2 separate regions of the Homo sapiens genome follow, and region 2 is linked to region 1. A link is an interaction called in ENCODE POLR2A ChIA-PET data of the cell type or tissue named here. Cell type or tissue: CD4-positive, alpha-beta T cell. All regions are shown on one strand.

Region 1 (2,500 bases):
AATAAATAGTGTCCCTCTCATTTGTGGAATTATGTAACAGCTCCTAGCCTCCTGCTGTCAGTGATGAAATCTCTATGCTGTCTATTAATGTAAAAGTCACCACGGCTCCTGCTTTTTCTTACAACATCTGTAAATTTAGAGATAAGGAGATGAGTCATCCCTGTAACTAAGTTTTGTAAGGAAAACACTTGGATATGTCCCCATTTCTTGTATCTCCGGTTGTTTAAGGGGTCCTCTCACATGTCAGCATGTGCCCACAGGAAATGAGGCAGTTAGGCCTGCAAGCTTCAGTGCGCTCTGCCCGTTTTTGTTCTCCATCTCCTCTGTGTTTTATTTCGTTCAGGGTCTTTGTTGCCCAGAGGGCCAGCTCTGGGCATTGGCCATAAACAAGTGCTTGTGTTGTTTTATCCTACTGGTGAAGAGAGATGTAGGGAGGAGATGGGGTGGGATGGGGAGGGGATGATGTGACATCAAACAGGAGGTGTAGTGGTCAGTGTTCTGAGGGGAGAAGACACCTTCTTCCTAAGGGTTCCTTAACTCCCCCGTCCTGGAACAATTCTTGGTCCTCTGTAAGACCAGAAGAGTTGGTTGTCACTGAACCCAGATAAGCTGTGGAACTAACTCACTGCTGATGCTGGCTGCTCTGAGTTCCCCTGCAGGCCCCAGCTCAAGACAACGTGGGCAGAGCTCTGCCCTGGCTGCCTTGGGAAACCAAGACACGGGGCAGGTCATTCATACGTGTGCTTCAGCCCACGCGCATTTACAAGACAAAGCCTCTCCTTAGCTCTCTATTGCCCCATTCATTTTGAGTTCTTTTCCCCTTCAGGAGTTCCAAGGATGTTCGCTTTAGCTTGAATTATTCTGCCTAAAATATTTGTAACAAGCAGACGAACCTCCTAGGTGGCTCAGATGTCACACCCTCTCAAGGGTAGTGCTGAACACGGGAACGTGGTTCAGAGAGGTACATGTCCCCTTAAGGGATCTCAGGATAGGCATGTCTGTTTCCCCATTTATGAGGACCGAGAGTGACACAGAACTGAAGTGGTTGTTGTGTGATCAAAATACAGGATGCTGTAGGTCACGCCCGACAGAAGGGTCGGCCGCTGAGGGTGCCTCTGCCTGCTGGTTCCTGCTGAAGATTGTTGCGGTTGCTTTCGAAGGAGAGAGGCTTGTTTCACACCCTGAAATCCTAGTCATTGCTTCCGCATCTTTGCTGCCTTCTGTTTCCTTTGACAATTGTCAGAGGGGAAGCTGTTGAAAGATACTGGTGACATCTGCCCCATGCAGGTCATGAGTGAGGCTGCTGGGTGGAGACGAGGCATGTGGGATGCTGCACTGAGCTCTCTAGGGCATAGGAGAGCAGGCCAGCCGTCCCAGGGAGCAGTGCCTGTGCCTCCTCCAGTGCAGCCACAGAGGAAGAGGTGAGAATTGGAGATAACTCAGTTTAGAATGCATGCATTGGTCTTCATTATCAAGACTGCAGTAGAGCCTATTCCTCAGCTTTCTGCCACTGCTTCCCAGGAGTCTGGCCCACAGAACTGTCCCACGACCAGCAGAAGAGAACGTCTCCTTTCTCTTCCTTCCCCACAACCCCTCCTGACCCAACCTGTGGCTCAGCCCAGATTTGCTTCCTGCCTCTATGTCTGTTCATTGTGATTGGCCATCACTGATTACCTTTACAGAAGGTGAAGAGGACTGAATGCTCGCCAGGAGTGCCACAGTCCTGAGAAGGCAGAGAAGTCCTACGTTACCCTGCAGGATTCCCTGAGCCCCCACTAAACACACAGGGCTTGCTTTGGAACTGAAAAAATTGCAACAAAGCAAGACAACTGCAATTACCCATTTCTGCTCCCAACTGCCAATAGTTTCTCTCTTCATTCATTTCTTTGTAAAGTTCTTAAAGGTTCCTAAGTTTCTTTTGGGAGCATGCTTATTTCATTATACCTCTCTCTACAGCAGTGGTTGTCAACTAGCGGTGATCCTGCCCCCCAGAGGACAGTAGGCAGTGTCTAGAGACATTTTTGATTGTCAGGACAGTACTGGTTGGAGAGAGGTTGTTACCGGCACCTAGTGGGCAAAGGCCGGGGATGCCACTAAACATCCCACAATGCACAGGACAGGTCCCCATCATGAAAAAAGACCTGGCCCCCAAATTTCCATAGTGCCCAAGCTGAGAAACCCTGATCCACAAGAGACCTTTGACTTTTACATCCCAAGACCTTCAAGCATCCCTGAATTTACAAATGCCTCTTATACTGTTTAGTTTCCCCATAAAACTTTTGCCTAAGAACCATTACTTTCTTTTTTTTTTCTTAAGACAGGGTCTCACTGTGTCACCCAGTGAGCAATTACAGCTCACTGCAGCCTTGACTTCCTGGGCTCAGGCGATTTTCCCATCTCAGTCTTCCAAGTAGCTGGGACTACAGGCACTTGCCACCGTCCCCGGCTAATATTTTTATTTTTTTGTAGAGATAGAGTCTTGCTACATTGCCTAGGCTAG
Region 2 (2,500 bases), 190 kb after region 1:
CAGTGAGCCAAGATCGCACCACTGCACTCCAGCCTGGGCGACAGAGTGAGACTCCGTCTCAAAAAAATAAAAAATATAATAATAATAATGGCTGGGCACAGTGGCTCACACCTGTGATCCCAACACTTTGGGAGGCTGAGGCAGATGGATTGCTTGAGCCCAGGAGTTTGAGACCAGCCTGAACAACATGACGAAATACCATCTCTACAAAAAAAATCAAAAAAATTAGCTGGGCATGGTGGCACACACCTGTCATCTCAGCTACTTGGGAGGCTGAGGTGGGAGGACTGCCTAAGCCCAGGAAGCTGCAGTGAACCAGGATCGTACCATGGCACTTCAGCCTCGGTGACAGAGTGGTTCACACCTGTAATCCCAGAGCTTTGGGAGGCTGAAGCAGGAGGATCACTTGAGCCCAGAAGTTGAAGACCAGCCTGGGTAACATAGTGAGACTATCTCTACAAAAAAAAAAAGAAAAAATTAGCCACGTGTAGTGGCACGCACCTGTAGTCCCAGCCACTCAGGAGGCTGAGGCAGGAAGATCACTTGAGCCCAGGAGTTCAAGGCTGCAGTGAGCTGTGATTGTGCCACTGTACTCCAGCGTGCATGACTGAGTGAGACCCTGTCTCTAAATATTTAATAATAATAATTCTGGTCTCTGAAGCTACTTCTTCTAAGAAGCCTCCCAGAGCCCCAGGCTTGCTTGCTCCCACCTGGGAACCTCCGGCCCCACCCCACCCCCACCCTGCGTTGTTCCTGCCTCCACAGTCTGGGTGCACGTGCCTTGAAGCCCCATCAGTCCCTGACCTTGCCAGTAAGGCATATGGCAGATATTCAGCCAATATTTGTTCCACTGAAGCTGCGCTCAGTCCTGGGGACCCCTTCAGCCTGGCCACAGAGCAGGGCTGAGCACCCGTGGAACTCTCCAAACTCAGAGTTGGGGTCGCATGCCTCACCAAGGTCCAGGCATACCCCAGCCCACTCCCAGAGCAAACACCCCCACCCCACCCCAGGGAGCTGCAGGGTAACATGTGGCCATGACTCTCAGTCCCAGAACTGGTAGAGCGAGTTCTTCACTGGGGGAGAGGAACAAAGGCTAAAGGAGGGCCCTGGGGCTGGGGTTTGCTGGCCCTTGGGCCCTCAGCCAGGACAGCCCTCTGGCACTCCCTGGAGCGCAGGGACATGGCACCCCAGTCTGGGTGGCCTGGAGCCAGGATGGGGTAAGGAAGGACATCCCAGGAAACCCACAGAGCCATCTGGGAGTGCCTCTGGGAAGCCGCCATCCCTGACACTTTTCCCACCTCCCAGGTAGCTACTACCCCCTTCAAAGGGCAGAAACTAAGCACAAGCAGGCATGACCTCTGACCTAGTTCATCAGGCAGTGTCACCGGGGGACTAAATCCAAAATGAAGAAAGAGACTTACTAGCCCATTCTGGAAGCAGAGGAGAGATCCCAGCCATGACAGATCTCAGCCTTGAACTTTAGGAACAGGACTTTGCCTCCCTGTTTCCTCAGCTTGGGCCTCCTCTCCTGGTCCCACTGTGGCTTGGACATTCGGATTTGGTGACCACCTGCCCAGGCCAAGCTGATGCTACAGGCATTAGTCAGGGTCACTGAGGCCCCTTAGGCTTCTAATGGGAGAAACGTGGCTCAGCGCCTGCCTCAATGACCCCAGTTGGCCTCCACCCAGCCCGCCCAAGGAAGCTTCTAATATCTGATCTTTTTTTTTCTTTTTTGAGACCGAGTCTTGCTCTGTGGCCCAGGCTGGAGTGCAGTGGTGCAATCTCGGCTTACTGCAAGCTGTGCCTCCCGGGTTCACGCCATTCTCCTGCCTCAGCCCCCGGGATTACAGGCGCCTGCCACGACGCCCGGCTAATTTTTTTGTATTTTTAGTAGAGATGGGGTTTCACCATGTTAGCCGGGACGGTCTCGATCTCCTGACCTCGTGATCCACCCGCCTCAGCCTCCCAAAGTGCTGGGATTACAGGCATGAGCCACCGCACCTAGCCAATATCTGATCTTTGAAGGAAGTGTTTTTGCTGGAGGTAGGCAGGCCCCTGCTGCTAGGGCCACAGAAACTGAGCTACCCTGGTAAAAATCCAGGTATTCTTCTCCCCTTATTCTTTTTCTTTTGTTTGTTTTTGAGTCAGGGTCTTGCTCCGTTGCCCAGACTGGAGTGCAGTGGCACAATCATAGCTCACCGTAACCTTGAACTCCTGGGCTCAAGTGATCTTCCTGCCTCAGCCTCCTGAGTGGCTGGGACTACAGGCGCACCCCACCCAGCCCAGCTAATTTTTTTTATTTTTTAGAGATAGGGTCTTGCTGTGTTGCCCAGGCTGGTCTCAAACTCCTGGGCTCAAGCGATCCTCCTGCCTCCACCTCCCAAAGTGCTGGGATTACAGCCATGAGCCACCACGCCTGGCCAAAATCAGATTTTTCTTTTTTCTTTTTTTTTTTTTTTTTTGAGGCAGAGTTTCGCTCTTGTTGCCCAAGCTAGAAGCA

Evidence for each region. Peaks named below come from ENCODE experiments on the same cell type or tissue, not always from the same donor. Only the 100,000 strongest peaks of a DNase experiment are listed, where the experiment ranks them.
Region 2: POLR2A ChIA-PET joins it to region 1 with 5 read pairs; 5 of 35 experiments call an interaction of 5 or more read pairs at or near these places.

Annotation. Positions count from the first base shown.
Region 1 is chr17:74,779,002-74,781,501 of GRCh38, forward strand. The region is part of intron 2 of SLC38A12 (solute carrier family 38 member 12); the gene reads left to right. Among named protein-coding and RNA genes, the nearest start is that of SLC38A12, 3.8 kb to the left of the region's middle. RefSeq lists enhancers at 1,056-1,105, 1,196-1,405 and a silencer at 1,984-2,153. In CD4-positive, alpha-beta T cell, no CTCF peak of the experiment used is centred here; DNase peaks (open chromatin) are centred at 1,160 and 2,030; H3K4me3 peaks cover 912 bases; H3K27ac peaks cover 2,500 bases.
Region 2 is chr17:74,967,479-74,969,978 of GRCh38, forward strand. All of the region lies in intron 1 of HID1 (HID1 domain containing), which reads right to left. Among named protein-coding and RNA genes, the nearest start is that of HID1-AS1, 2.0 kb to the right of the region's middle. In CD4-positive, alpha-beta T cell, no CTCF peak of the experiment used is centred here; no DNase peak of the experiment used is centred here.